5 separate regions of the Mus musculus genome follow, and all the other regions are linked to region 5. The links are chromatin loops, found by intact Hi-C in ENCODE. Cell type or tissue: left cerebral cortex. All regions are shown on one strand. Links, peaks and the distances in the headings refer to the core of each region. The heading gives the core; the rest is flanking DNA.

What was found. Peaks named below come from ENCODE experiments on the same cell type or tissue, not always from the same donor. Only the 100,000 strongest peaks of a DNase experiment are listed, where the experiment ranks them.
Region 1: a loop joins it to region 5, with 4 times the contacts of the local background. A loop is called at or near these places in 30 of 42 quality-filtered maps.
Region 2: it touches region 5 in a loop (8-fold over the local background); 31 of 42 quality-filtered maps call a loop at or near these places.
Region 3: it touches region 5 in a loop (7-fold over the local background); 15 of 42 quality-filtered maps call a loop at or near these places.
Region 4: a loop joins it to region 5, with 4 times the contacts of the local background. A loop is called at or near these places in 6 of 42 quality-filtered maps.

Annotation. Positions count from the first base shown.
Region 1 is chr6:24,609,250-24,615,683 of GRCm38, forward strand. It overlaps Wasl (WASP like actin nucleation promoting factor), which reads right to left. Exons shown (of 11, transcript NM_028459.2): 11 at 4,561-6,434. Among named protein-coding and RNA genes, the nearest start is that of Lmod2, 15 kb to the left of the region's middle. In left cerebral cortex, for the core only: no CTCF peak of the experiment used is centred there; DNase peaks (open chromatin) are centred at 3,290 and 4,854.
Region 2 is chr6:24,624,762-24,631,195 of GRCm38, forward strand. It overlaps Wasl (WASP like actin nucleation promoting factor), which reads right to left. Exons shown (of 11, transcript NM_028459.2): 5 at 5,164-5,187; 6 at 1,933-2,101; 7 at 293-335. Among named protein-coding and RNA genes, the nearest start is that of Lmod2, 30 kb to the left of the region's middle. In left cerebral cortex, for the core only: a CTCF peak has its summit at 3,099 (motif pointing left); a DNase peak (open chromatin) is centred at 3,091.
Region 3 is chr6:24,718,529-24,724,962 of GRCm38, forward strand. No RefSeq gene overlaps it. Among named protein-coding and RNA genes, the nearest start is that of Hyal6, 11 kb to the right of the region's middle. In left cerebral cortex, for the core only: a CTCF peak has its summit at 3,317 (motif pointing right); DNase peaks (open chromatin) are centred at 2,972 and 3,379; H3K4me3 peaks cover 221 bases.
Region 4 is chr6:23,489,091-23,495,524 of GRCm38, forward strand. The region is part of intron 8 of Cadps2 (Ca2+-dependent activator protein for secretion 2); the gene reads right to left. Among named protein-coding and RNA genes, the nearest start is that of Gm38775, 79 kb to the right of the region's middle. In left cerebral cortex, for the core only: a CTCF peak has its summit at 2,937; a DNase peak (open chromatin) is centred at 2,939.
Region 5 is chr6:24,527,589-24,534,022 of GRCm38, forward strand. It overlaps Asb15 (ankyrin repeat and SOCS box-containing 15), which reads left to right and starts at 556. Exons shown (of 10, transcript NM_080847.3): 1 at 556-681. It overlaps Ndufa5 (NADH:ubiquinone oxidoreductase subunit A5), which reads right to left and starts at 102. Exons shown (of 5, transcript NM_026614.3): 1 at 1-102. In left cerebral cortex, for the core only: a CTCF peak has its summit at 2,726 (motif pointing right); a DNase peak (open chromatin) is centred at 2,767; H3K4me3 peaks cover 446 bases.

The DNA of each region.
Region 1 (6,434 bases), core at 1,384-5,383, 82 kb after region 5:
TGGCACAAGGGAGCAGCCAGGTGAGCATTTCTGTGCACACATTTCAGGGTCCTGCTCAGGGAATCCACCCTGTTCCCACATGGAGTCTGTGGCAATGATCAGGATACAGCATTGGTGCTGTGTAGGCTCCACTGGTAGAGCAGAAAAAAGCAAGTCCTTACAACTGGAAAATGAAAACCTTGTTCTCAAAAGAAGCCATCCTGAGGTAAGCTACCTTATGTTAAAAGCCTTATGCTTTGAAATCATTAAGTAAATAAATTTGCACCTAAGACTTTTGAGACTGGCTCTCCTACACTGGATTTTAGACGACTTTGTTCCCAAACGAAACTCTGTAATTAGCTTTGGGTAAATTACCCCCATGTGAATGTTTGCTAACATAAACATTTTTGAGTCATAGAATTAAATTTTAAAAATTAGGCTCCCAATTGAATAGCATTCCAATCCACTCTCATCAGAGTGAGCCGTCATTGGCACGAGTGCTAACTTCTCTCTCTGAATGAAATCTGATGACCCATTACTCACTGTTACATAAACAGCAACAAATGGTCTAGAGTCACTTTAGGTTACACATTTGCAAGTTGTCTTTTGAAAGTTTATCACAGAATAATCCTCATCCAAAATAGGGTTTAGAATGCCATTACCCAAGATTAAAAAGCAGTAATAATGATAATAATAATACTAATGAAATTAAAGAGAGCAGAAAATTCAACCAGCAGTCCTTTCCTTGACCCAGATGGAGAGTTAGCAGATAAATTACACTAAAAGAGAAAAGTCAGAAGAAAGTCACATTTGTTTATACCTATTTATGAATGTCGTCTAGAAGTTACTTTAGCCTTCTCTGGCTTCTGCCTTTTCAACACTTCAGGGGAATTGAGGCCCTTATCAACATTACTTCTCTGAATGCTGCCAAAAAGCTCCGGAGATTCTACGGACACCTAGAGCACCTGACCGCAATCGTAAGCTGTCAGAACTTGAGATGAATTAAGTCATTTTCCTATAGAGAGTCACTAGTAAAAATTGCCTTTCAATCAATCAATCAATCAACCAATCAACCAATCAATAACAAAAAGAACCTTACAAGCCCCAAATCAAAATCAAATTAAATAACTGTTGGCTGAAACAGATGAAACCAAACCTCTGTAAAAACTGGCATTTAGATGATAAAAATTATCGAATTGGTAAGAAATTCTTAAGATATACTGTCACAGTTTATTTTAAATTTACAGGAAGGACCCTGAGGAAATTCCAAATATATTCTTATGCAATTCTTATGTAACCTATTATTCGGCATTTGAGATTACTCAAACATGAGTTACCTAATCTGGTATTGCAAATGGAGAGATGTTTTAACTGTGGTAGATGAGAGAAAGGGGCCAGGGATGATCGGATCAAAGACAAAAGTATTTAAAAATAATAATTACAAAAATAAACAATCCACTCATCCTAATAACCTGGGCCATAGAACCTTGGAACTCCCTTCCATTCGCTGTTGCAGGCTGTTGGTTTAGCCTTCTGGTGCATTTTGTTTTTACATCTAAAGGCACTGAAGTGATGTTTCCATTTCTTACCTAGATCACCGATGATAGCGAAGGTCACTTGTGCCAAGGTCCTAGTGCAGTCAAGACCCAGCTTTGCACTGATTTACTATTTAACCTCTGCTAGTTTCATTATTACAGCTGAAGAGAGGATAAGCTACCTCAAGGATGCTAAGAGAAAAATGTACACCAGGAATTATCTTTGCTAATGTGAAACTAACACACTGATGTATATCTAATATTTAGTGTCAATCACCTGGTTCTCACTTCACTAATGAGTGTCTTTCTGTTGTTCTTTTTTGGTCATGAGCACACCTCCAATCCTGGGTCAAGGTAATTTACTAAATTCCTAAAACGGGCTAAGAGTCAGAGCAATTTTAAAAGGTTCCTCCGTAGTCTGGGTGTGGTGGTACATGCCTTCAATCCCAGCACTTCGGAGGTAGAAGCTGAAGATCTCTGAATTCAAGGGCAGCCTAGTCTACATAGTTGTAGGGCAGCCACAGCTATGTGGAGACCTAGACTTAACACCCTCACTCTCAAAAATGTTCCCCTGTGGGATTAGTATTAAATATGATCTTATGAATTTGATGTATTACTGTGAGCTTATAGAGCACGGGCTCTCAACCTGTGGGTTGCTACCCTTTGGCGTGGCAAATGACCCTTTTATGGGTGTTGCATATCAAATATGTATGATTCATTAACAGTAGCAAAATTATAGTTAAGTAGCAACACAGTAATTTTATGGTTGGGGGTCATCACAACATGGAAACTGTATTTAAAGGGTCACAGCATAAGGAAGGTTGAGAATCACTACTATGGAGGTTAGTTCATGGACCGGGAGTTTATTCTGGTGTTTACTCTCAGTATACAATAACAGTGACTACTTCTAATGGCTTGCTTACTGTAAGTCAAATGTGTATTCAAGCACATTTGCCTTTGGTTTAAAAAATATACGGACACTTGGGAAGTTATGAGGACATGCCTATTTTTTCCCTACTAAATTAACTAGTCATCATGTTATAAAGGGAGAAAGGGGGGAAATGGAATAGGAAGGATGGATGGGGAGGAAGTAGGAGGGGAGTGTAGAGAAAATATGGGGAGGGGTAACAACATTAAAGGCCTTCAGAGAAAGCCATTTGGAAACCTACCTCTGGAGAAGCTTGCTAAACTATACATATATAAAAGTAATTTAAATGGAGTAAAGTGGGGGACAGTACCCCAAGTAGGTACCACATGCTGCCCTAAACCAAAAGCCTACTATTGTTGGCTAACGGGGTTCCATAAACCTCTAAACATAATCAGTATTGCTTCCCAGCAGACACTTCCCAGTATAATCCCTTTGACCCCATTGGTTTCTTTTAACATGACATAGAAGGCATGTGTTACTTCCCGGTTCCTTCTCTAATAAACTAGAAGTGCATGCAATCGAATTAGAATGTCCCTTCCCTCAGTAAAACTAGGACATTGGGTTTAAATGTCCATGTTGTTCCTGGGCTCCTTGGAAGAACTCCCAGTCTTTGACAGCGCCTCTGCTGATTAAAAATTATTCAGATACTCACTCTGCAAACTACTTTTCTTTCAGGTAGGTTTAAGAGTTTATAGAATACTTATGTCTAAGTAAAAACATTGCCCACTAAGAAGGCCCACAAAGAAACTAATGATTTGGATTATCACACTCAAAAGCCCAACCTCATTTCAACTCCTAAGTACTTTGTGATGACTAAATGTCTGGGCAATGTAGGATGACTGTCACCACCGAGCCAAAACACCAGCACATGTTCCAGGCAAAGGCGGACGCTTCCAGCTTTTTCAGGGCAGAGATGGGCAGATGCTAGTGGCTTCTATCAGCACTCAGATGATGTGGAATTTGTAGCCACAAACCTATACAAATCAAGAGAGTGTGCTCCCTCGATCTGTAATGAGCTGCTTACCAAAACTTTCTCCAATGTCTTCTCAATTTAAATCTCTTAAAAAATATTTTTATGTGTTCATTGTTTTGGTTATGTGTATCTGTGTACGTGATAGTCTGGTGCCCGAGGAGGCCAATAGTTTGTGGGATCCCTTAGAACTGGAGTTATAGACAGTTGTGAGCCTCTATGTGGGTACAGGGTACTGAACCTGGGGCCTCTGGAAGAGCCAGTGATCTTAACCTCTGTTGTCTCTCCAACCTCGAGCAACTTTTCTTTCTTTCTTTTTTTTTTTTTTTTAAAAGCCTGTATTAAATGACAAGAGATAACGAGAGAAAACCCTACCGTAGAGTGGAGATGTTTGTCAAGCAATGTACAACTCAGCTTTTCTATAGAGGATTCCCTGTTAGACAGTTCCTTATGGATATATTGTAGTAAGATATAGTTATCCTGTTTCTAAAGGTGTCACTGTAGGGCTCTTTGTCTAGACACATGTAACAGGACAGGATAATTCTAAGGCATACTACTCTTACAACAGTTCTCTTAACAGTTTAATACATTAAGTGTTCACATTTGTACCACAAAAACATTTCTATAGAACAAAGCTCTTGAAAGGAGTAGTGTCTGTACTCTGGACTGCTGCACAGCTTCACCTTCAGACTCCAACTTGGGCAGGGTCAAGGGACAAAATGTCACCCTTACCAAAAACTATGCTTCTGGCTTAAATGGCCACCACTGCCAACATGGCCATAATACTGCCTATTGAGAACTAGGCCCCGCACGAACCACTGTTTGGGATTTATTAAATTCCTAGTATCAGTCCATCAGGAAGACTTCAACATCTTTGGTTTGAAAGCGTCCCACCAGCGTGAGCTTGAACTGTGAGTGTTCTATGTAGAAGCTCTGTACCACAATGACTTCACGGCAGGTGCTAAACTGTCACCAGGTCTCCCAGAATTCTTTTACTCAGCGGGTTTACTTAATGACACACTTTCCCTCTCAGGACATGTAGTGCTGGAACCTCAAACATTCCCTGGCACTCTGTGCACTCTTGGCCAGACAATTAAAATTTTCTACTTATTTTAACATCTTAATAACAAATGAGACACACTATTTTATACTATTTGGGTCAAATTAATTTTATTATGTTCCATGATGAATTGCCACCAGTGCAACATCTTATTTACTATACATTTCAAAAAAAAATTCACATACTAAACAAAATTTCAGTTGATAAATGAAATTGAATGATTGAAAATCTTTATGAATTTCATAATACAATATGTGGCTAGCTGAAATTGTCTATCACACAGCATTTAGATATGAAAGGCCTCATGCTAGTTTGTTAAACGCAAAGGCTACCAGACAAGCACATAGCTGGATGTATCCGTGAGGCTTCCAGATGACGCACAGGAATAAATAGTGCCACCCACAGTGCAAGACAGAAGAGGACGGAGCTGTGCAACTGACACTTTACTCAGAGTGGATTAGCCTTCATGCCTGGATGAACCCCATAGCTCCTGGAATTTAGATTTTACACAAAAATAAAAAGCAAACAAAAGCAAAATCCATTTCTGTATGAAAAAGAATAAACTCAATTTTACCTTTGGCAAATAATATACCCCCATTTATATGCAACTCAAAGAACTCAGTCTCCCCAGACAACTTCTGGTCAAATAACAAATTAGCTGAAAAAATCTCAAACTTCTTGGCCAAAAGGTAAGGGACATCAGAATTGGCATTATCTCAAAGACATTTTTAGGCATGAAAATGTTTTCTCCACGTCAAAAAGAAAAATATGAAAGTCCGATGCTATTTATTTAAAGTTATTTTGACCCCCTAATTGTATGGGTAGTAGTTGTCCAGCCTCATCCGCACGTCTCAGAGCTCAAGCCACATGAAAATGACAGGAAGCAGAAAAAAGGTCCTAGCAGCAGAGAGCACTGTTTTTACAGGAAACACAAAATTGAGAATCTTTCCAATGTGCTTCAGTTACTCTTGCAAGGAGGGTAACACTCTTTGAATAACTTAACTATCTTACTGCACCACTTAACTGCTTTTGGCGACTAAACCTTTTAAATTATTCCTGACAATAACTAGATGCATGGTCTCTAGAGGTTATGTGATAAACTGGTTAAAATTCAAACCATATCTCACAGGTCCAGCCTGTCAAGATCATGTCAATACTAGATTTTGGTCGGTATACTTCTAGATAGCGTACTTTTTAGTTGGATATTGTAACTATAATGAATACATCTGAAGCTACATTCTGCATACAACTCAATGTGAGAAAAGTGTGTCTGCACTTAAATCAGATAATCGGCTACCTAAAGTGTATTGAAAGTAGGTAGGTAGGTAAGGTAATTATCACGGTAAATATCAAACAGCCACCTTTAGGCGGATTAGTGTACTGTAAAGAGGCAAGGAAACCCTAATTGTAACATACCATGTAGTATGCGTAACAACTGTGCAGGCTGTGAAGTTTTATTTAAAAAGAAAAATCTATCAAATCAGTTATGGACTCTAAGAAATTTGCCATTTGGATGATCAATCTTTTAAGAAAAATGTAATTCTACATGTGGTACCTGACAAAAACCTGGAGAAGCCATCAAAGTAAAAACAGAGTATGTGCAAAGGTTAGCATTCATGCATACTTTTGCCAACACCTCTGACTCCTACAGTTGGTACTTGTGAATATAGCAATGCACAGGGTGCAAAACACGAAGACTCCATCCCAGCCCTGTTCTGATACCGCTCGAGTCAGACACGAGCACGAAAGTTGTTTATGATGCACGAAGCTACCTCCAAAAATGTTACCTCAAACTATTTTGGGGCATGATAACAAACGTCTAACTCTTTGCTAAAAAATAGCCTGTCACAGTTGCCACAGCATAAAAGTCACCTTGGTCAAGGACAGGCACGTGAGGGCTCATCAGGGTTCCTGCCTTCGGATGCCACTGCTTACCAACGGCAGGCAGTACTGCAAGAGAGC
Region 2 (6,434 bases), core at 1,321-5,320, 98 kb after region 5:
ATTTTTCCAAAATTTGATATTCTTCTGAGATCATTACTTAAAAAAAAAAAAAGAAAAATCACTTTTTTCTCTATGCATTCAAAGCAGAAAATGAAGGAATACAAAAATTTTCCCTTAAAGGACTTAGCAACTATGACAGAACAATACTATGAATTCAAACCTCAGCAGCATATAGCACATTCAAATTCTAATAAGCAATATTTTAAAAACTGTAAATAAAAAAGTCCAAGATAAGCCATAGCATTCCTATATATTTTGAGCAATAGGAAATATAGCTTAAAAAGATACTTACATCAAAACCTGTATTTGGATCCCATCCAACATGCCCAATGTGCCTAACATGGAAAACAGATAAAATTAGAAAACAAATGCAGACAAGGGCTTGTGAAATAATGCATAAAGATACTTGAGATGTGCTGCATACAGCTCAATTTCTTTTGCTTCTAGACAAGTCTTACAGGTATCCTCCTGCTGATTATACATCAAAGTGGAAAAAAAATCCCTTTATTTTCAAGAATTAAATAAAAAAATAATTACATCTAATTTTTTCAGATAGAAAAGTAAACTGTCAGATTTATGACACAAGACTGGCTTGTTGTATACATATGCCTACAGACTTGGAATTCTAGGCCAGCTTGGGTGACCCAGAAGATACAACTGTCTCAAGATGTCTCCAACCATTAGAAAGGACTACACATGGGTGTTCTTCCCTGGAAGCCAGCTCCTTTGGAGTTCTTACTTTTTCCTAATCCATTCATTCTCTCTGTGCAAAATAGAAACAACAACAATAACACAAAAACCCCACCAAATTCCCAAAACAGATGAACATATACATGGTTCCCATATTTTGGATATATGTTCCCCATAGGTTCATGTATTGGAACACTCTGTTCCTAGCTGGTGGTGTCATTGGGAAGGTGGCAGAACCTTTATGAGGTAGAGCCTTGCTAGGAGCATGTATCTCTGGTGACAGACTGTTTTATAGCCCACCCCCACTTCCTGTTCTCTCTGCATCCCAATGCCAGGCGGCTCTCATACTCCTATAGCCAAGCTTCTCCATCACGATGGCTGACCTCCTCTCTAGAAAAGAAACCAAAATAAACTTACTCCTGTAAGTTGTTTTTATGTTGACTCTTCTACCACAACAACAGAAAACAAAGAACCTCGTTTTTTTATTAGATATTTTCTTTATATACATTTCAAATGCTATCCTGAAAGTTGCCTATACTCTCCCTCTACTACCCTGCTCCCCTACCCACCCACTCCCACTTCTTGGCCCTGTTATTCCCCTGTACTGGGGCATATAAAGTTTGCAATACCAAGGGTTCTCTCTTCCCAGTGATGGCCTACTAGGCCATCTTCTGCTACATATGCAGCTAGAGACACAAGCTCTGGGGTTACTGATTAGTTCATATTGTTGTTCCACCTACAGGGTTGCAGACCCCTTTAGCTCCTTGGGTGCTTTCTCTAGCTCCTCCATTGGGGGCCCTGTGTTCCATCTTATAGATGACTGTGAGCATCCACTTCTGTATTTGCCAGGTACTGGCATAGCCTCATACGAGACAGCTATAACAGAGTCCCTTCAGCAAAATCTTTCTGGCATATGCAATAGTGTCTGGGTTTGGTGGCTGATTATGGGATGGATCCCCACGTGGGGTAGTCTCCGGATAGCCCATCCTTTCATCTTAGCTCCAAACAACAAGAACCTCTTAAACCAAAATTGTATAAGAAGCTAAAAATTCAGAGCAGTCCAGAGTACACAAAAAGAATGAAGATCAAGCTGGGTGCAGTAGTGCACACCTGTAATCCCACATACTGCTCTGAAAGCTGAGGCCGAGGATCCCAAACACAAGGCCAGCCTAGGCAGTATAGCAAGATCAGTTTTTTTACTTTTTTTTTTTAAATGATGAGAACACAAAAGATGAGTCTTACTGGAAATTACTTGGTGTTCCAATATCTGCCTTGGTTAATCTCTTCTTTTTAGCTTTTCCTTTCTTCTTTTCTTTGGTGTGGGAGATGTTGTTGACTTGTGAACCATAAAATCTATTTGTTGTGATTTCTGGATTTTTTATGTCAACTGTAGCCATGGGTAGATTGGGACCTACAAAGAGAGTCAAAATGGTATGAGAGGCATATAATTTATGAAAATAATTTTATGGAATCATAACTTATAACTTACTTAACCTATGGCTGCTTACTTACAACTTAATATTAAATCTTATAAAGTACACTGATCTATATATAAAACTTAACTAAAGTGATCCTTTGTTGTTTTTTATTGTAATTCTGATAAAATGATATATATAGCAGAAAAGCTATATTTCAACCTATTTACCTATAATTTATTTAAAAAGCTATAAAATTTTTTTGCTAACACTCCCCCCCAAATTGCCAGACTTAAGTCCTCTAATCTTTTCCCAAGAGTATATATGAAAGTTGGCTATCTGAAGGCACAAAGCCTTTAATTATATAAAAATATTTAAAGTGCAAGAAATTCTAACACTGAGAACTGCAAAGATCGAATGGTAAGAGCACCTAAGGACTTTAGAGAATGTTAGTAATATCTCTAGGAGTGAAACTGAATGATGCATTCTACAACACATTCAACTTAAAAATTCTTATCATCTCCTGAACTTTGTCAACACATTCTTTAATATACAATTCTCTGACAAGTTCTTCTCTCAGGCCAAGTTTCCTTTGAGTTCATTACATTAATGACAATTTTCAAAATGTTTCAAAATATCACTACTAGTGATAGGAATCAAAGCTGAGACTTTTGCATTGGTTTGAATCTTTTTTTAGAGATTTATTTATTTATTTTATGTATATGAGTACACTGTAGCTGTACAGATGGCTGTAAGCCTTCATGTGGTTGTTAGGAATTGAATTTAGGACTTGCTCCGATTGGCTCCGCTCGCTCCAAAAGAGGGCATCAGATCTCATTATGGGTGGTTGCTGGGATTTGAACTTGGGACCTTCGGAAGAGCAGTTTATGCTCTTACCCACTGAGCTATCTCCCCAGCCCATAAAGTGTTTTTTTAAAAAGATTTGATAAGCTAACAGAGCAAACCATTGGTAAGGTATCCACTGCCACCTAGTGGTGACACTTCAAAACGCAGTAAAGCTAAAATATCAAAGCTATTGCTCTCTACAATGGAGAGAGCAAAACTTGCTGGACTAAAAAAGCCAAAAAGAAAACTCCCACAATGCACCTCATCACTCACTACTATATATGTGATATGTTGGTATACTATATATCTTTATAAGTTGAAAAGGACGAATATATTGGCAATACTAGCAGCATGATTTTGCCCTTTAACAGTACTATGAAAAAATAGAAACAAAAAACCTTCCTCATTTATTTAATAAAAATAAGTTAGTACTACTACACCAAAGGCTAAAACTATAAAACTAAAAACTTAAGCAGCCTTTAATGGCAACACTCAGGAGGCAGAGGCAGAGGCAAGTGGTTCACTGTGAGTTCATGGCCAACCTGATCTACAAGTAAATTCTAGAAAAGTCAGGGCTGTGTAAACAGACAGTCTCAAAAACAACCACCAACTCACCTACCCAAGAACAATCTAAGAAAGACGTGAAAATTGTGAGTAACTCAGTAGGAATATTCAAACTGTATCACAGCAACTAGGTGCCTATTTACAAATAAATGTTGGGCATATTGAAATATGTTTCCAAATTTTTTAATTATATGATTCACGCATCTATTAATATTTCAAGTTATTTTTTCAAAATTAGATGCCCCCCCCCCAAGGCCTTTACAACTAGTACTCAATATGTGCATACCAAACACAACACAGGAACATCCCAACATTACAATACTGACATCTACTAAGAGAAACTTCTAAACTGCATTAAAGGCTCATAGATGAACAGTTCAGGGCTCAGCTGTTTCTTTCGCCTCTGCCACATACCAGATTCCTATCTTGAGATGTGTTACTCATTCTCTTCTAAGCTGGGCTCTCCTTTAGTCATCTAACATAACAGTGACTATGGCCTACTCATGAGTCAGGCCACTTGGGGAAGAACTTTCCCCCAATCTTAATAGTGAAACAATTTATTTATATATGCCTATTTTTTTCATCTATTACCCAGGAGTAAAACAGGAGCTACTTCAAAAGATTATTGAACAATGCCTGGCAGGTGGTAAATGACAATAATTTAACGTTTATTGATCATTATGCTAAGCATTTTGATTATCTTTTATATCCCCCAATAGCCCTGTAAGTTATTATTAGTAATATTTTCACGCAAAAGACAAATATATCAAACTTTGGTACAGAATAAACAATATTGAAGGCAATTACTCATTAAAAAATTAAAAGGCTAAATAATAATACATCTGTCTGTGGTTCATCTTTTGTATCTGGAAAATAGACTTAAGCTCAAAATTGAAAAGCAATCCATTTTTGTGTAAAGAGCACAGACCTCAATAATTACCAACAGTCATTCTACATTAAAAACTTTGTATTATACAAATTTCCCTGAATAATCTTTTTAAGTTCTGAGGGAAGATTTGGGATGCATTTAAAAATCAGCAACTACATGCCCTCTTATGATTAAGGTTCTTGAAGCAATCGGAATTTACAAGGCTCACATTCAAATGTGATAAAAGCGATGGGTCCTCTCTCCAGAAAAAAACACATGGAGTAGGAGGAAAGCAGAATTTATTCATCACATTAAAGAGTTCATTACCAAACTCAAGAGGGGTTGTATGCAAGTACAGTTAGCACTAAACACATTTTCATGCTTAAATTCTCATTTTAAAAAGTGTGTCATGTAACACATGACAAATATTAAAATTATGTTACAAAGAAAGTGTTTTAAAATCTTGAAAAGAAATGAACATATACACCAAATAAAACAGAATACCTTTCAGAAAGACTCAAGCACATGCCGATTCTAAACAACAAACTTGAGAGTACATAGAGAATAATAATACCCACCTTCACACTACACCTTTGCTTCATGTTAGGAAACAAATTAAGAACAGTACATTTCTAAGTTTTGCCTATCATTCCACAATTGAAAATAAGAACAAATTAGTCTATTTTTTATCATAACCATTAAGTATTAATACATAAACATATTTCTATAAGAATTAAATTGTAATTTAAAAAAATTTGTGAATAATCATCAAAAACTTACCATTTGGAGCATCTCGTCTTTTTTCTGTTAGAATTAAAAATAAAACCAGCATTAAAAGCAGACATATATATCTAACAAAAGTAAAATCTTTATAATATACTTCATTTAAACTCTTACTCTTGAGGTAATGTGTAGATGATTAAGGGATCTTTCTGAAAAAGATAAGTATGAAGACATCCAAATAAAAGAAAAAAACTTATTCAGTATGTATGAGGGATGCCATAAAGACCGGAGTCGAGGACACAGGGAAAGGAGCTGGTTAACAAGTTTATCAGGGATTTGTCACATGGAAGGCTGTGACCTGGAGTAGTCCTGAGGTGGGAGGACAGTGACATGATAGAATCTACACTCAAAGTACTGTGTGCAGAGATAGACAGCAGCCTAAGAAACTAATGCTCTGTGAGAGTAGCTGTTAATGACAACCAAGCCACGGTTTATACAAAGAACCAGAGGGTAGCTCCTGAGTAAGGGACTAACACGTGAACAGAGAGATCTTATTAGAAAAGGAAAATAGAATAAATATTTATGAATGGATGGGTAGGGTTTTCTGGGAGGATCCAGTGGGGATGGGAAGGGTAGTGGGAGGGAATATGGGGAGAGACAGGTAAAATTAAGGGGCATTTGAGGGGTACACACACACACACACACACACACACACACACACACACGCACACACACACACAGGTCTAAAATGAAATCACTGAATAATGCAAGAGACAATGACACTTCTCCCAAAGCAAACTTCAACAATTTTTTGTTTGTTGGAGGCCGGTTTTCAGGGTTAGTTAGCACTGTCTGACCGAGAAATGTCTACGTTGGTCAGGCTGACCAACAAAGTCATAGAACTCTCCTACATCTGCCTCCCAAGTGCTTAGATTATAGGCATGCACAGCCATGATTGGCTGGTTTAAAGAATTTTAAACAAATATAATTTTCACATATTTTTCTAATATAGACTTTTCTGAAATTATAAGAGAAATATTAGTGACTAGTGCATTAAAACTATCAGCTTATAAATAACAAACCACATTGTAACGCTTAAAATTGGTGGTTAAATTAAAAATCCTACCAATGGAATACATAGATGTAACATTCCATCTTGTAATCAGATGTAGCAACACTATGATCATTTAAAGGAAGCAATTTCTACACTATCAATCTATAGTTTTCATAGTGACATTAATCTCTGCATGCAAAGTTATCCCTTAAATATAAAATCCACTGAGATAAATAAAAGTTTTTAGAGCAATTTCTGAAGACATATATCCTCG
Region 3 (6,434 bases), core at 1,423-5,422, 190 kb after region 5:
TTTCTTATTAATCTAAATTCTTTCTTTAGGAACACTGTTGTATTAGAGTTCTCTAGAGAAACAGAACCACATATAAAAGCATATGTATAATCCTATGTGTGTATGTATGCACATGCGTTTATGTAAAAGTGTTATGAATCATGAAGACATGGCACATGAGAGGAGGAGGAAACAGTTCTTATTTATTTAGCTCATTATGTTTCACGAGCACTTCTGGATATATAATATTAAAGATAGGGGCATATGACTATCATTGGTATTTAAGGGGCTAATTTGAAGCACAGAGAAGTTAGGAATCTTGAAGTTTACGGATCTAGAAGGGGCACAAGAGGTAGCAGCATCAGAAACAGTGTCTTTTCATAGGTCACCTAGTAATCCTGATGTTGCATCTCCATTATTAAACCCTAAGCACCTGCAGCATTTATTGCATTTAATCCTTTCTTGTAATTTTGTTCATGATATGATTGTTTATATATGCTCTATGTCCAACTGATGTGAGGTATGTTTATGTATGAAATATAGTTTTATATATTACATGTAACACCAGTCTGTTTATTTTAAAGGATAGATTCTATTATGCATTTTGGCTTTTTTTTTTTTTTAGGTAATAATTTGTTTATTTGACAAACTTTTTGAATTAGTTTTTAAGGCATGTAGATAATCTGTGCTGTGTTTAATGATGTTGACAACTCAGAACATGCTAAATTGTTCATATTTAGGAAGTCTTACAGCATGTGTGAACATAAGCAAAGAGCTCAACTTTAAGGGATAATTTCATTTTCTGTAAAAAAGAGATAGTAGAACTTTGGTAATGTGTGATATGACTGAATTACTTTGTATATAAAAGTATGACGAACCCCTTGGCATGTAAGATGCAAAGAATTTGTGTGTCTTTGTTTCCTAAAGGAAGCCACCTGCGTTTACAATGCATCAACCTCATTGGTAAGTCCAACATGAGTTATTAACGAGAGTTATCTTCTTTGAAGTTTATGAAATTTGTACACTTATACCACCTTAGAAAGATGGGAGAGTGTGTGGACAAGTATCCCTTGGCTTCATCTGTTTGGCAGAAGGTACACATCTTTTGTAAATATGGGTGGTGGCTTATTCTTTGAAATATACATTACTGCTTGAAATCTGCTTCTATTTGAGACACCAGAGATGACTTCCATGGATTATTATTGTGATGTCCACTCAAAATATCTTTTTTTGGTCATTGTTGTTGTTGACTGCTTAGTCACAGACATTTATACAAGATTTTAGGAACACAGACATTAATAAATAGGCAAGTCTCATCTTTACATATAACATCCCTTTCCATACTAGAATTAACTGCCTCTAAAGTTCTGAGTTTAAGGACCTGAAGAAACCCTACTGTGTGGATTGAGTTTCCTGGAGGAGGTGTGAACAAATGTCTATTCATCCTAGATAGCCAACTAATGACAGACCAAAGAAACTATTCTATCAAAGACACTTGGCAAACCAATAAATTTAGTGGGGTTACTTACCGGAGAATGGATAAGGAGTCACTTGTATAGCATGGATGACTCAAAGGTAGAGTCACTGAAAAGCTCACACCAGTTAGACAACTGTTCATGAACATTGCATTCCTAGAGTTTTCTATACAATGTTCAGTCAGTTTAACAGGTTGGAGCCTTTCACTCTCCAGCATACTATACTGCTTACTATAACCTTAGAGAGAGATTTTGTAAATTTGGTAAATTTTAGGAACTTCCTGAGATTCATGAATTCTTTCCTTCCTAGACCATGAAGTTTTGCTTCTTGATTCTTAAGGATTGAATGTTAAAATTCAAAGAAATTACTACATATTAAACTCACATTCTCCTTGTATTCTCAGCAGTGGAATCAACTCCATCAATAGGCTATTTAGCCCAAACTTATATTTTTATTTTCTTTTTTGGATATAATCCAGTTTTAATTTTTTAATTGAGTGATAACTTTGAAATGAGTCCTTCTACCCTTCCTCTCATGATATGAACAATTAGACCCAGACCATAGAGACCAAGCATCATTCTTTAACTGATAAAAGCACAACAGGAAAAAATGCTAATTATTTTTGCATAAATTACACTGCTGCACAAGCAAACCACATAGCATAGAGTAACTGCTCATTTAATCACCACTGTTGGAACAGAATATAAGTTTTAATTGTTGGGTTTGTCTTTTATTCTCATTGTAAATCTGGATAAAGTGCCTATGTGTCTCTTCTGTAAATGACTTTAGGAATGCAATTATACGCAATCCATATTGTCTTTTTACTGGCCAGAACATATTTCACAGAAATAATAAAGTCTTAAATATAAAGACTTTGAATCCACTCTTACTTTCCTAGTAAAAAATTCAGTCCTTAGGACTGGGCATGATAAGGTTAAACTTTATTAAGCACAGCATACCTTAGTCTGAAGTAGATCAGAAATTTGAGGACAGCCTGGGATACATGACATGAACCCAGCTAAGTAAATAGTAATTAATCACAGAAAGGAATGAGATTACATCCATTCTATACCACGGATGAGTCTGAAAATATCGTGTTAAATTAAAATTGATGTTCACAGGTGAGGCCATTATGCACGATTCCATCCATGAAAATGGATTTCTACCCATACAAAATTTTTAACGTATGTAAATCGATAAGGACAGAACACAGATTGCACAAAGTCAGAGGAAAGGCACCTGTGGGCCGGTAGTTAGGTAACTAGCATAGCCACTCTAACTTAAATTGTCAACAGTGATCAGATACAATTTCAAGATTAATTTCTCAAAGTTTCAACACAAACGTCTGCTAAAGTAATAGAGCGCTGAGACTTTGTATTGTTTTCGTTACAATTGCAGCCACTCTTCTCTAGCATTGGCCAACAAACAGACAAACAAACAAAGAAACAAGCACCGGGTCCCCCTAAAGAACCCCAAACAAAAACCTAAAACCAAACTCAACAACAAAATCCCTCAGGTGTGAAGAGCCCCCTGCTGGCCGTTTCCTAAGAATTCCTGGTTCACCCAGGAATCACACAGACCTAAGGACTTCGGTCTAAATGTAAACTTTCTTAAAAATCAAGGCACTCTGCCGTTTGATAAGAACTATTTACAATTATCCCATCATTACCAAAGCCTGTTTGGATTTACGCGGGATTCACTTTCTATCTATCAGCAGATGTCAAAACGTTCTATACCTTCTATTTATCCTGTTTCTTGAAAAGAGGATTTTGTCTCTCAAGTCTCAATTCTAAAGTTCTCTGAAAGTTTTTAATTTGAAAAAAAATTGTTTATTGATGATAATATGAATCTTAACAAATGTCTAAAATTATACCACCAGATGGCGCTACCTCCCTGCAGTTCCCGAAGCACCATGTTTGAAAGGACATTTTACAGTGAGTTTTAATTACCGTCTGTTAGTACTATTTAAAGTTGCAAGAATCTGTTATCCAAGACTCTGTTGTGCCATAGGGCTTTATAATTGTACACCTGCCAGTGGAAGTTGGCCAGCCAGTAGCAACACATAAAGAAGCTTAGCTTCAGTCTCTCTTGGATTTTTAAAAATTTTACCTTTCTATTTATTTTGTATGTTATTCCTAAGGAGTATAAGAATAGGCATTTTGTTGTGGCATAACAAATCTTATTAAAATATATATCGATAATGACCTCAATCCAATAAAGATTCATAATGATATATTACAATATTAATTTACAACCACAAAAGGTAGAGCTTTTTTTTTTTTTTTATCCAAGGATAATATTTATCTTGTACTTAAAAGCAACGTTGCAAAAGAAAGTTGGAATTAGGAGGCGGCAGGTGGCTGGGTGTGGGAATCATGTTCTTGATTCTGTGACAGATATAAATAAGACATTCCTTTTAGTCTTTTACCTTGCTGGTCCCCTTATAATTACATGGGTATAAAAGGGCAAGTTCTGGCCAATGAAATGATAGTGCAAGTGAAAGTCTCTTTTCCAGATGGAGGTTATAAGGCATTCATGGGTTTCTCAAGGGTTTTTGAACTCAGAGGAATTACAGGAAGGAGAGAAGAATGGGAAGCAGATGTATCTGTGTGTTGTTTTCCCTCATACAGTTTTTGGTTCCACCTGAAATTCTTTAACTAATGAAGAGAACATGGAGAGTGGAGAAAGACTCTCACACTCTGCCACTCAGTATTTGAGATGAGGGAGGAAGCAAATTAGCTGGAATCCTATACCAGTTGGGGCAGTCCTGTGATAGTCAGCCCTGCTCAGGGAAAGGAAAGTCTGCCAATATGGCCTCCCAGAGCAGGTTTTGCTCAGAAGTGATTTAGACTGATCTACAAGTTGTTGGAGCACCAACCAGGAGAGCTTGCTGGCGAAAGTCATCACAGCAGAACAAGATTCCTAGTGATATTTCAGAGGAGCTATATAGCACATGGGAGATATAGCCACATTTTGAATAGTTAGCTGGACCACCAGTAAGTAGGGAACATTCGACCTAGATGTCAAAAGACCATTACCAGGCCATGACTGAGGCAAGAACACACAGTTTAACCTATACATAAACTTTAGTGTGAAATAAAATTAACTTGAGATGTGGGCAAAGAATACTGTATGAGAATATGAATAGGCTAAGAACATTACGCTCAAGACCCTTGATTCTTCCCTGCTCTTGGGACCTCCACTTATTCTACTTAAACAGTTCATCCCTGAGCTAAGGTGTAGCTTCTTTGCAGTGTGTCCAGTATATGTGAGGCCCTGAGTTTAATTTCCAGTACTGTAAATAGGTTGAGGGATCTAATGTGATAAAGATAAAAGGCTTATTTAGTCAGCATTTAGAAGGTGGAGTCAGGGAGATCAGGAGTTCAATGAGATTTTCTCTCAATAGCCAAAAACTTCAGTTACTGCCCCTAGAACAACTGCAGCAGTAGCAATGAATAAACAACAGATTTTATTGAAGAAGGGGCAGAAAAGATCTGAGACCTATGAGAGACCGAACATTTGAATTATATAGAAGTCCCCTTCTATATAATTTGTATTATATATTTGTGTTTATCAAATGCTATTTTAGAATATTTTAAAACAGAATTAGAATTTATTTAATTTTTTTCCCAGGCACCATCTTATTTAATCCAAGATGACTGCCAATTTCTGATCCTCCTGCCTCTGCCTCCTGAGGGACCAGGTTACAGGCTTGTGTTACCATATCTGGCTTTAGTTTTTGTTTTTATCCTATTCATGTATAGAAGATTCAAGCTGAAATGGTAGTAATACAAGCTAGAATGGTTGTATGTAAAATGACACACACGCACATATACACACACATATGAATTCTAATATGTTTCTGTTACATGTCTGGAAGTGCTTGATAAATGCTCAATGAAAAATTAACTTAAAATTTCCAGAATGCCTGACATTGTATCTTAGATATTTTGAAAGCATAAGAAATTTAATATAGTGAATAAAGAATACCCGATTACCCACAGTTTTAACTTTTCCCCACACTCACTTCCATTTTAATAAGTGGCCTCACAATTTAGTTAATTCCCACTGTCTTTAAATCTGTCCTTTCTTTTAACTCTGTGTCTAATGCATCAGGAAATCCTGCTGACTTTCTTATCAAATAGGTGTTTAGTCTATGTCTTTCTATCTCCATCATTCAAACTCCATCAAAAGACAACTCGATGTCTGCATTCAGTTTCCTTGTATCATTGGCATTCTTTTGCTTTTTAAACTAAGAAACCAGTGTTCTGTTTTGAAAACACGAAGGGAATCTTATCTTTCATCTGTTTAAAATACATTGATGACTTTTTGTGCTCTTAGGATAAAGTTGTAGGGTTGGTCATACTGGTTAGAGGTGGAGGGCTTGCCCAGGAGCACAGGCTCTGGCTTCTGGGTCCAGTTCCTAGAACAGGAGTTAAATATATCTAAATCCATTGCTTTTCCTGCTGAGCACTGCTGCCCTAACGGCTGCTGTGTTCCCTAATGGCTGTTGTGTTCCCTAATGGCTGCTGTGTTCCCTTTTCTTTCCTCCCACACCTGAAGCCACACAGGTCTTCCTGATATTTCTCAGGCACAATAGGACATTTGCTCCTATTCCGTGTGTCTGGAACTTTTCCTGTGAGGGTAATAATTGCAAAGCTGCTTCCTTTTCAATCTTCAGATTCCAGTTCAGATGTCACTATAGGAAAGCGTTCTTGACTGTCCCACCTCATCTCTGCCTCCACTATACTTTTCACAGTAATTAATTTGGTTTAAAAAAATTCAGCTTCCAGTATTTTTTCTCACAGCTTCATATAAAGACATAATCTTCCCCCTGAAAGGTGCATTTTCTTTTAATTTTTTGAAAATATTTAAAAATTTCTTTTGATAGATTCCTTTTAGCTAGTGGTTTTAACTCTGCTCTTTTGTTAGCAGGACTCGTTTTAATAAAGATTCTAAAGTATATAATATTTTGAAAA
Region 4 (6,434 bases), core at 768-4,767, 1.0 Mb before region 5:
CATGGACGTAGAATGAATTGAGCATGTACCTACAAGGATCAAAAGGACTTATACTGCATCATACATCTCTGGGACCAAGGAGCCTTCTGTCTTTTCTAGTCCACTGTCATCTTTCAAAAACAATGAAACTGAAGCCAAAAGATGATGTAGCAGCTTACATAAGCTAGTAACGGAACTGAGACCTGACCCCCAAGTGTACTGTATCCTGACCTAGTTTGGACCATACATAACTGGTATTGTATTGCCATCCATCTGGCCACCATGCAGACACACACACAAGATGCTTAATAAAAATAAATTCTATAGGCTTTCTACCTCTTCCACAATGCTTTGGCATTAAGTAAGCCCAAGACATTTATTGGACTGATAATTAATTATTCATGCTTTCAAACTTCCAGACATCATGTCAGTGTACACCACAAACTTTTTATTGTAAGGCTCCAATTTAGAAAATGAAAACAATTTCACTATAATTCTCTTTATTAGCTGTTTATAAAATTTAGTATCTACTCTTCCTCTATAAATCCACTTAACATCTCACATTAAGATGACATGTAACTATATACAAGTGCCTTTGAAAATAAAATAAAATGAGATTACATCCTTGTTTCATTATCCTTCTGAAAAGTAGTTAATATATCTGTGTGTCTATAAAAGGGCGTCTGAGAAAGGGATAATTATTAGTTGCATGAAACTGGTTATAATGCATGTCAAGTTCTTTCCCCTGAAAAATAATCTTAAATGAAATAATGAAAAGATGAAATTTGAGTCTAAGAGTAAACATTTATTGAAGGAGAGACCAGGAGAGCCATAACACATCAAAACCTTTGGCTTAATGATTGCCTTAGTGACCATTAAAGCTGCATCTAAAGGGTTTCTACCATTCCTATGTATTTGCTCCTAAATCTTAAAAATTGAAAATACTATTATTAATAATTTAATATGCAGAAGATGCTATGGACATTGAAGGTATCTGAGAAGAGAAACAGGTCATTGGCATATCCTCTCCATCACACTAATATGTGATAAATATGCTGTCTATTGAGGGCCACAGACTCTTTCCTTCTGTGGCTGTATATTGACAAGAAGTCAATCTGTTTGATAGTCTAGCAAACACTTGGCCAGAAGTTAAAGCAGTAGGGTATGCATGAAGTCAGAATAATCCAGACTAAGGTATTTGACCTGGGAAGGCAAAACACACACACACACACACACACACACACACACACACGAACGAAGGGAAATATGGCTGAACTATAATGGAACTTATAGAAATGTTATACTAAAAGTAGGATTATAATAAGAAATCAATTTCTTCTGGCAAATATCATACAGAAGAGTGATGCTTTCTGAAAGGTCTGGACCCACCAAGCAAATCTAGGCACTGTGCTGCTATCTTCCTAAGTAGCTGAAGGTTGCCCGTCTAAGTCAGATGTGGGCAACACCACTTTACCAGAAGACTTCTATCTCCCTTTGTGCAAATGTGATGCTTGCATGTTAAAGGTGTGCTGAAAGCTACATGCTGTGACATCCTGGGCTCAAAGCCTAAGGGCATCTCCTGTTAGGTAAGCATGGATGCTGGGCAGCCTGGAGTCCTGACAGGCATGGAATTAGAGCAGGGAAGGCTTTTATTCTCTTTTTCTGTCAGAAGCTGAGTTACTGCCTCCCGTGGACAGGGATGAGCCCACTGTCAGATACAGATTTATGATGTAAACTAAAGTGGACAATTTTATTTTTCACAATTTCAAAATATTGCAAACTATCTTGTACATTAGATAAATATCTAAGAAATCAATTATGATGCTGAACAAAGAGAAACTCTAGAACATATGGCTGAGGTTTTTACCTGGCTAATTATCAGGGATAAAAATCTTCTGTGGTTATATAACCAAGAGATTTCTATTTATTTTTATTAGAGAAGTGAGCAATAAGCTTTAACCAAACTTCTTTTTTTTTTAAATTTTTTATTAGATATTTTCTTCATTTACATTTCAAATGCTATCCCAAAAGTCCCCTATACCTTTCCCCTGCCCTGCTCCCCTACCCACTCACTCCCACTTCTTGGCCCTGGTGTTAACCTGTACTGGGGCATATAAAGTTTACAAGACCAAGGGGCCTCTCTTCCCAATGATGGCCCACTAGGCCATCTTCTGCTACATATGCAGCTAAAGACACGAGCTCCGGGGGTGGGGGTACTGGTTAGTTCATATTGTTGTTCCACCAATAGAGTTGCAGACCCCTTCAGCTCCTTAAGTGCTTTCTCTAGCTTCTCCATTGGGGGCCCTGTGTTCCACCCTATAGATGACTGTGAGCATCCACTTCTGTATTTGCCAGGCACTGGCATAGCCTCACAGGAGACAGCCATATCAGGGTCCTTTCAGCAAAATCTTGCTGGCATATGCAGTAGTGTCTGCGTTTTTATTTATTTTTTTATTATTTTTTAAATTAGGTATTTTCCTCATTTACATTTCCAATGCTATCCCAAAAGTCCCCCATACCTTCCCCCCACCCAATCCCCTACCCATCCACTCCCACTTTTTGGCCCTGGCGTTCCCCTGTACTGGGGCATATAAAGTTTGCAAGTCCAATGGGCCTCTCTCTTTCCAGTGATGGCGGGCTAGGCCATCTTTTGATACATATGCAGCTAGAGTCAAGAGCTCCGGGTACTTATTAGTTCATAATGTTGTTGCGTTTTTAACTAAACCTCTGACAGCTCACTGTTACAGTGCTTCTACATAAATCTGACAGGCAGTACAGTGGCCTTCTTCCTCCTTACTGAACGTAGCTTTACACTGTTACAGCCAGTCATGTCATTCACTAGTCCCATCTTACCTTACCTTTGTCTTTGTGAATAACCGGTGAACTAGGAAAGCCCTGTGCTTAAGCAAGGACGGAATTTCTGAGTTTCCAGTTAGTACTGCTGCTTCACCACTAGGCTATGCTAAAGTGACGTCCATTTGTTTGAGAACACTTAGACTCTCCAGCTATGTACAAAAGCGAAAAGGCCCGACTGAATGCTGACCACTGAAAATCTGGTGGATAATTCACTTCCCGTTTTGTCTTAGAGTAGTTGCTAGAATTAATTTCTATAAAAATAGTCCCCCAAAATACATGTACCCAGTATTTTTCTAATGATTCTTACAGAAATATCCAGTATGGCTTTAAAGAGGGGTGGCATAATTGGGCTTATTTTCTCCAAGTTAAAACACATGTCATTTGCACATAGTCCTGATTTAAGAAGGCAATAAAATGTAGCTACAGAGTGATTAGCTATCAGAATCAGGTACTTTAGGTCAGATATATTTTATTTTCTATATAAAAACCCACATACTTTTAAATATAGCATTTGAAAAACAAACATCACTTCCTATTTATAACTCCTTCTTTAATTCTCTATGAAGTACACAAATGCCATTTCCATTGCCTGTATTCATATTTATGTATACCCTTAACTGCACAGGGTAAGAGGTATATTCTTTGCAGACTCAAAGAAGACTAAACTTTATAGAATAGTTGGAGGTATACCTATGATGTAGATAATGCCACTGAAAAATACCCAATGAGGTGACTTGAGACATGGTACCAAAAGTAAACTGCTTGTGATGGTGTGCTCATAACCCCAGTGCTGGGGCGGGTGTAGACAGGCAGATCTCCAGAGACTGGTCAGTTAGTCTGCCTGACATGGAGAGTTCTAGGTCCAGTGAGAGACCTTGTCTTAAGCAAAACAAAACAACAAAGATCCTCCCTCCAAATCAACTAATCAACCAACCAGCCAAACAACCAACCAACCAACCAACCAACCAACCAATCAACCAAACCCAACCAAACTAAAACAAAGATCTTCCCTCCAAACCAACAAACTAGTCAACCAACCAAACCAAACCAAACCCCTCAAAACCCAACAATGGCAAGATAGAAAGCAACAGAGAAAACTTCTAACCTGACTTTGGCTTCCACATGTACACATAGGCACATGCACCTACATACACATGCATAACTATACCCTAATTAGGGCTGATCCATGAGCTGTCTAAATGAGATCAATAAAACAGAATGCATGGTAAGAGCCCTCACACACAAAGAAGAATTATTTGTTTCTATATTATTGAAAAGGGGGATAGGTATGAACCTATCAATACCAACACATCAGAGGATTCCTTTCAAAACATGACAACGCTCTGAAGGCAAAAAAAGCCTAAAACTCTCTAGCTATTGTTGAAGTCGTTTAACACGGTGCCATATTTTAAATGAATTAATTTCCAAGGCTGGCTTATCATTTGGTTGTATTATTCATTACTCATCTGTTAATTATCCAGTTTAGGATAACTTATTGAGAGGACACAACTCCATCTCAAGCAGATGCTGTGAACCCACTATATAAAATTGCATTAGTGTATGATCTAGGATGTAGGAGGGAAAAGGTTCAGTTCTCAGTTTCATTTTCAAATGTAATTGAGTAGAGTAAAATCCATGTAGGAAGCACCTTAGGAGATAATGTGTATAGTTAAGTTGTTGGTCAAATCTGATTTTTATGTATATAACTAGATGGAAGGAAAATATTTTGAATATTTAAATCTATTACCAAACAGGCACTTGAAGGAGCCATAGGAGATTCTCAAGAGTCTCCAACTGTTCCTGCTCATGGGGATCAACAGGTCTCACAACACTGCTGAACACTTTAAGGCTGCTTAGCTAATATTTCTCATATGAATATTAATTTTTTTACTGGCTCACTATTATGAAAAGTACTTTAATCTGGTAGATGAAAAGCATAAATATTTTCATTTCTAGAATTCATGCTATGAACTGCAGAGATATCTGAGGGGCCAGAAATGACTCCGAGTGCCTCCTCACAGTGGGAGGCACTGACTTATAAGACCAGGGCACAGAACACTCCTGGTTCCTTTGGCGATTCCCTGAGCTTTAAGAGTTAAACTTTCAAACTATGACATTATCCTCTTTATTTTCTCCCATCACTACCAAATTTGGGCAGACATTAATTGCAGAACCATTACGGAAATCTTGATTTAGTCAAATAAAAGAAATAAAAAAACAAAACCTTTTTTAAAATTTAGTTGTATATTTTATTTATTTACATTTCAAATGTTATCCCCTTTCCTGGTTTCCCGTCTGAAAAAACACCTGTCACATCGCTCCTCTCCCTGCTTCTATGAGGGTGCTCCCTCACCCACCCACTCCCACCTCCCCACCCTGGCATTCCTCTACACTGAGGCATCAAGCCTTCACAGGGCCTCTCCTCCCATTGATGCCCGACAAGGCCATTGCCACATATATGGCTGGAACCATGGGTTTCTCCATGTGTACTCTTTGGTTGGTGCTTTAGTCCCTGGGAACTCTGGGAGCTCTGGTTGGTTGATATTGCTGTTCTTCCTATGGGGTTGCAAATCCTTTTAGCTCCACAGTCAACAACTGGACTGAGCACAGCATCCTCAATGGAGGAGTTAGAAAAAACAAATTCGTATTTAATGTAAAGGAAAGACACCCCTATTCCACAGCTCCCTTACAATGCAGCTAGACTGAGCTCCCTGCTTTGAGTCTTTCTCCACTCGAAGGTTCTAGGGCACAGAGTGATTTCTTCTACTTGTGATCAGTGCTATAGAACTTGCTCATGTCTTACTTCATGTTCAGCCTTTGTCCCGGGCCTATTCAATCAGCTTCTGGACACGCTTATTTCTTATGGTATCATCCATGAAGAGAAAGAGATATACAGCAAAAAAAGAGAGAGAGAAGCATTCTAGTTCCTAGAACATGCTTCTCTCTCTCTTTTTTTATGTATGCTTTGATGTCTAATTTGAAACCCTGCTAGTCTCTAAGCACTTCAGATAAAGAGCGGTCTCTAGTCTCAGAGCTCTCCAGGCAAACTGCAGTGAACTTGTCACCACTAGCTAAAAGCCCTCTCAGAACTCTTGCCTTTGTAAGTGCTTGTCATATGACAGAAATGCCCTTCTTCCTCACTGGCCACCTGCTGACTTCCCCTTGACTTCAAATGTCAGATGTAGAGTGTGACTTCAACTAAGCTGCCCCAGATGAAACCAGCGATTATTCCCAACAGGTTCCCATTCCTACTTTATTGACTTTTTATTTATTTGTAATAATTTGCCACAATTATTTACACATGAGCGTACATCCCTTCCTTGCTTTTCATACAGGCGTATGATTTTGTCCCCTGGATGGATGCGGAGTTCTACAGTAAATCTCACAGGGACCAGGCAGCTGGACAAATTGAAGGCTTCTCAGTAGTGAGTTCCAGGATCTTCATCTATACTGAGTTGAATCACAACTAGACTTTCCTTTATAGTAACACATTAAAGATACCACATTGTAGCGTCCTGAATTCTAGTCCCTTTCTAAGAGACACAGGTAGATAAATATAGAGTTAAGCTGAGAAAATATAAAGGTTTGAAAGTTCATTT
Region 5 (6,434 bases), core at 875-4,874:
TTCCCAAGCCCGCTCAATCGAGCGTCGATGCTGCCCCTGAGTCACCTAAGAACACTCTTGGCTCCAACCGCTCGGGCTGGGTAGGGGCAGCTCCCGCCCACCTAGGAGAGGTAGATTTGCGCCTGCGCAGCTCACACAAGCGGCTCCACGCAGGGCTTTGGTGTAGTAGAGACCGACTGACGTCTCTGAGTACTAAAGGTTAAGAAAAGCGCTACGCTACGGAAAAACTTGCAACGTAGTCACTGCAGGGACTTTGATTTTGCTCAGCCTTCGACTGCTATTTTACCCGGACTTCCTCAGGTTATGGAAATGAGGGTGGAAGCAGGCCTGAGCACCATGAAGAATGCTTTCCCTCCACGTGTGTGAATGCATACTCATAAGTGGAAATTATAAAGTGGAATTAACCATCTGATGCATCCGTTTTCTCTTGAGGAGACTGATGAATGAAAGGTTATGAAGTCGTAGTCTTTGTTCCAGTGGGTGTTTATGAGGTCATAGTCCCTGTTCTCTGTCCCTCCAGATCCCAAGAACATCTGTCATTGTTGAGTGTGTTCTAGAATGTGGAATCATGGCTTTATAAAAGATGCATGTGTTCTTTGTAACTTTGGATTCAAGCGTCTGCATGGCAGTATTTGCTAAAGACATCGAGAGTAGACAGACTTGACTGATCCAGGCTATGAGGTACTACAAAACGGATTGCTTCCATGCGGTACAAAAATAAGTAGATTTCTGAACCAACCTGTTGTAGAGGGCCACACTGAATGAAAGCTTGCTAGTGGTATTCTAAGCTAGAGACAGTAGAATTCGCTATAAAGGGACACATCCCGTGGCATCTGTGATATCAGAAGGGGATCTAGGAATGCATTAACAAACATTGCAAGAATAGAATGTTCTGGGTTCGCAGGTGGTAGAAGTGCACTGTATGGCCGACCCAGAGGAGTAAATGTCCCAGTTCTAGGAAAGGCGGATTTTAGGAAAGTTTGAAAATGCCAGAGAGGAGTTTGAGGCAGGAGAACTAGAGCCAAGCTCTCGACCTACTACATCTTACAGAATTTGCTCTTCAGGCCCTCTAACCTCCAACCTGAGCTGGAGCCTGTGGTTCTGCTTCTCAGTGGTTAGAGGCTTTATCGTGAGAGGTTCCATCTTAACAAAATTAGGTAGTTAATGAAATCCAGGGTTCTGATTCAACAGAGGAAAACAAAACAACAACAAAAACAAACAAACAAACAAAACTAGGAGAAACAACTGAAAGAGAGTGTCTTGGTGCCCAGGTAATGGTGAGGACATTTGCCCGAAGGGACATAACTTATCATTCCTGGCTTGTACCAGAAGTGATAACAATGCCAAACCAGACAGTTTACACCCCTCTCCAAAACCTAACTAGGCCTGTTTGAGTCATTAAGTTAACCACTTGGAGATTTTCTCTCATACCATTTGTTCAGAAAGAGGTTCAACAAAATTAATGAGTAAAATTGTCCAGTGTGACCATTTTCAAAAGGAATGAGCAGGGCACAGCCTGTCTCTGAGAGGGTGGTATTTATGTGGAAATGTGAGACCGAGTAAAGAACTGTTGTTACACAGAACCAGCTAAAGGATGCTGCATCCTGAAGGAACAGTCAGTGTAAGCATCCATGCTTCACTGAAGAATGATACTCCAGACTCTAATAGTATATAAGCACAAGGTGTTTTATTCTGCAGAAGTCCAGCATGTTGGAATCGCCCATTACCAAGATAGAGAGACAAGCAAGTGTACTCACAGGCCTGATTTAAAGCACATTAGGGCATTCTGGGGTAGATGACCCTTATCTTACTCCATCTCTAGGGACATTCCTTTACTATCTTGGGGGCTGGAAGCTGTTGCTGAGGAAGTAGCTGAGGAGGTCTGGGAACTGCTGCTGACCTCATTGTCCTTGCCTCAGGCCAGGTGGCAGGACAGTTTCTGAGGCCTGGACTTGCTTGGAATTGCCCAGTTCTTGGAAACAAAGATTTAGGCCTAGTCTCCTTAACTGCCACTCTGAAGCCTGACATGAGATCAGCCTAGCCTTCTCATCAGAACAGAGTCCTGTTCCCTGGACAGTTTCAAGGCCAAAATCACTTAACCAGAGCATCTCGTGGATAAATGAAAAACCTTCAACTGTCAGATCGCTCTGACTAAACTGCATTCTCCCACCTTTCACTCTAGCCAAGCCTACTTCTTTGGAAATTTTCCACTAAGGAAAAAAAAGAAAGAAACAATAACAAAAATGTTATGTTTACTAACAGCACTGGTCAAGACATTTAAAGAGCAGTACAATGGGGTAACAAAACAGTGTGGTGCCTGCTTTCAGAGGTGACAGGGAAATGAAGATGATCTGGGTTAACCACTGGGGCTAAGAAACATCAGAACCTCCCTAATTCTTCCTAAAATTATATATAAGCTTTTACAATGGTACAGGGTGGAATTCTCATACTAATCCACATGTTTTGAAAGCCTGGGTAAATAGTGTAATCATATTCTCCCCCACTACCTCAAAATGTCATAGTGAACATAGCTTTGGGGTCTAAGAGCTTCCTTGCTTGTAGTATACAATATTAAATAAAACAGAATATATAACGTATAATGAAGAAAGAAATAATCTTAGGAGTCTTTATATTTAAACAACTTGTCCTTTCTCTGCTACATATAATCCTGTGATACAAATATAGTTGAAGCATCTCAAATGCTGCCTCTTCCGGGTCCAGTTAATCCATGAGCCATACAGCTTTTTGACCAGCAGGTGGTGACAAAAGTTAATGACAATCTTCCATCACTTAGATAATGGAGGATTTTGCTGGTTGTTTTTTGTTTGGGGTGTGTGTGTGTGTGTGTGTGTGTGTGTGTGTGTGTGTGTGTGTTCTTTTACATGTTTTGGCACAGTCTTTGTGATGAAATATTGTCCGTACAGCATAAAAGAGTCTGGCCCAGAATATCTCAGCATCGTGTAGGTGGTGGGGGAAGAAAGTCCGTTTCAAAGTATCAGGGACTCAAAGCCCACGTGGCATTCAAACAATCATAGCTAATAGCAGTCAGTAACTAAAGAAGACTCGATCTTGTGACTTTGTATGTAACTTAAGTGTGTCCCATCACATGCATTTTTAATACAGACTGTGAGACTGACTTACGGGGCTGGAGAAATAAGGTGTTAAAGGAGTCAGTGCGTTGTCAGAACCTAGAATGAGAACGGGCTGGAGAAAGGTGCATATATTACAGTGTAATCCTGCTGAGCAAGAGGTATGGCAGGAATGTTCACAGCAGCTCGACACCAAAGGATGGGGAGGAAGGAAATTAAGTGGACTATACATCATATCTTAAGAGCATAGCTGTTTTTGTTGGCTGTGGGGAGCTGGCCAAGAGACTCTTAGGGAAACTGGGAGGGAAGCAAACCAAACAAAACTGTTTCTTGTAACTTCCCAGTTACAAGACCAAGGATGCAGCAGGGAGTATGGCCTGGAGAAAAAGACTTAAGTGATTTAGACAACTAGAAAGATGCAGCAAATAATGTATCTGTGAGGGACAATGCGTTCTGATGGGGCATGGTTAAATCTTGGCCAGCTCCTAGGTGCTTCCCTTTTTCACACCGTGTGATTCCTCCTGGTGGTTTTCATTCCCTCCTTTCACAACAGGCTGCTGGGCATGCTGTCATTCTTGGACCCGTGTGAGCCCTCCGGGCTTGCTTCTGCTTAGTAATCGTGTCCCCTCTTACAGACTGTTTAAGAGAGGACCAGGCAAAGCTGAATATAATTGGAACCTGCCTCCGACTCTCCTCACTCTGGCAGATGTGCTTTGTGCTTACACGTCTCTCCCTGTCCCTTGAGGTTTGAAATTAGTTTTAGCATGTTTACATCTTACTAATTTAACCGAACAGCAAAAAGCTGTCATTGCTTTGCTTGGGGGGCAGGGGGGAGGGGTAGGGAGGGGTAAAAGGGAAGGAAATTACAAACTTAGCCATATGATTCCAACTGAATTTTATTCAATAGTCACTTTTATAAATCTCTGATGATATTACAAACAAATGAAAGTTTTATTTTGAAGATGCATGAAAAATAAAACAAATCTATTTCCAATGATTCTTAATTCAGTGCTCAGTCTCTTTACTCATTCAGTCTCTCCCAGAATGTCCCTTGGAGTCACTTTATCTGTTGTTTCTTATGTGGAAAATTGGCCACCAAACCCTATCTTCTCTTGTTTGGCTGGCTGAGTACTTCTCCCTACACTGTTCAAGTTTCTCAACACTTTAAAACTACTTCTAAGTAGCTCACTAACCCAGATACCTTCCAAGGCACTGACACGCCGACCTTGAAGGGAACTAGAGTCCTCTGAAGGTTTATTCAAACAGAGAATGCTGGACCTCAGCCAATACCTGTCCCAAACTGTACCGCCCCCAGCCCCCCAATCCAAGTTTCTGATGCTTTTCAGGGTTTTGAAGTCTAGGGTAAGACCTAACTGTGAGTTTCTAACAACTTTCCAGATGATAATGTTAGGAAAGGGGTGGGGACCAGGCCCCGGAAACACTGTTTTATTTGTGTTTACATAGGATGTTGCCTACATCCCAGCACTGTCCTACTGTATACTCTGGAGCAGTCCCATAGCCAAGAGCATCAATGCCTACCGGCCCACATTTGAAGCCTCCCCTACACAGTGTCTCATCCTACCTTGCCATTTCATTGCCTGCCTCTCCCAAAAGGTGACACTGCAGCCCTTCTTCCCCTCAATCCTCTGTACTTTGCACAAAAGATTTTATGTCATGCAACAAGGTTTTGAGAAATGAATTTCACTTCTTCCTCAGGAGCAAGCAGGCTACAAAATGTGCAAGTGGTCCCTGTCTCATTTTACCTGGATGCACTCTTATTTCTTTATCTCCTTTTTTTTTTCAGTCTTTGATTCTTCATTGGATTTTTATTGATCTTGTTAGTTCCGGGTCCTTTGGATTCTAGGACACAAAAGAGAGAAAATAAGGAGAGAGGTAAAAATATAATGTGCATATGTTAATCTCTTAGTCAATGAGGTTCGTTTACATTTTGGGTATGAAAGATATAGCTATACTCTGGCCATTTAAAAAATATTTTCCTATACTTCAGTTTTTATTTGTAGTTTATTACGTGTTTAGGAGGGCTGACTTTTTTTTTTAATTTAGTGGATAACTCTAATATCCATACCTCCCTTGATTTTTTGGTTTTGTTGTATAGTGCCTGTTAGTACCTTGATGGGGGAAAATATGTGATATCTCTCCTCTTGTCTCCTCTGCATCTCTTCGTCTATAGATGTCAGTAAAAGCTTGAGTGGCTCAGCATTTGTTTTTATGTAGATATGCTTGAACTTCCAGTATCTGCCACATCATTCAGGGTATCTCCTTTCACCTTCACCACTCTAGCTGAGACATCCAATACCGCTTGACTTCCCTCTTGTCTCTAAAGCATATTAATAGACTCAGCTCTGATTTCAGGGCCTAGAACAGCAGCATTCTACTTGTTAATCCTGGCGCTGTGTTTATACAGTCACTAGTCCTATAGTAGAGTGTTTCCAATGGCCTATACTTCTCATGCTTGTTTCTGTTTTTATAATTTGGTTGAATTCAGTCTCTAGCAATTTTCTAAAGATCTTGTGAGACGCTTCCTGTAACTCAGGTGCAAGCGTTGCAACTTTGAGCATTTGTAAGACGAAACTTTGGAGACCTGTTACACGCAGCCATGTTTTCTCTTATAAATGATTGGATTAAAACAAAAAAACTGAACTCACTTTCTTGTTTCTTCAAATTTCACTGGTGAAGCTAGTTCATGTCTCTGTACTGGCAACTCTGGTGACTCCCCCTGGCATCTGACTTAGGCTTACATTAAAAATCTCCTTTTACGAGCTGGTGAGATGGCTCAGAGGTTAAGAGCACTGACTGTTCTTCCGAAGGTCCTGAGTTTAAATCCCAGCAAACACATGGTAGCTCACAACCATCTGTAATGAGAACTGACTTCCTCTTCTGGAGTGTCTGAAGACAGCTACAGTGTACTTATATATAATAAATAAATAAATAAATAAATAAATAAATAAATAAATAAATAAATATTATTATTATTAATAATAATAATATTAATATTTATTTATTTATTAAAAAAATCTTCTTTTACTTCAGGATATTTCCTTGATGTAGGTCCCAATTCTTGCTTGTTATTTTCAATCTTCCTTCTTTATGGTCTCCACTTATACCTGTTGAGGGCCTTTCTCAACTATTTTATTTGCATATGATATAAGCGTATGACAGAAATATTAGAGTGACAAGAAGGGCCTGTGAGCTAAGTGGCAGATGACCAAGAACCTAGAATGGATGTCAGAAGCAACAAGAGGTCCAGCCTAAGGCAATGGGCTACAGTGTGAGAAGCACCTTACTTATGGACCTCAGTGAGCCCAGTACCTTGAGTTGCTCTAA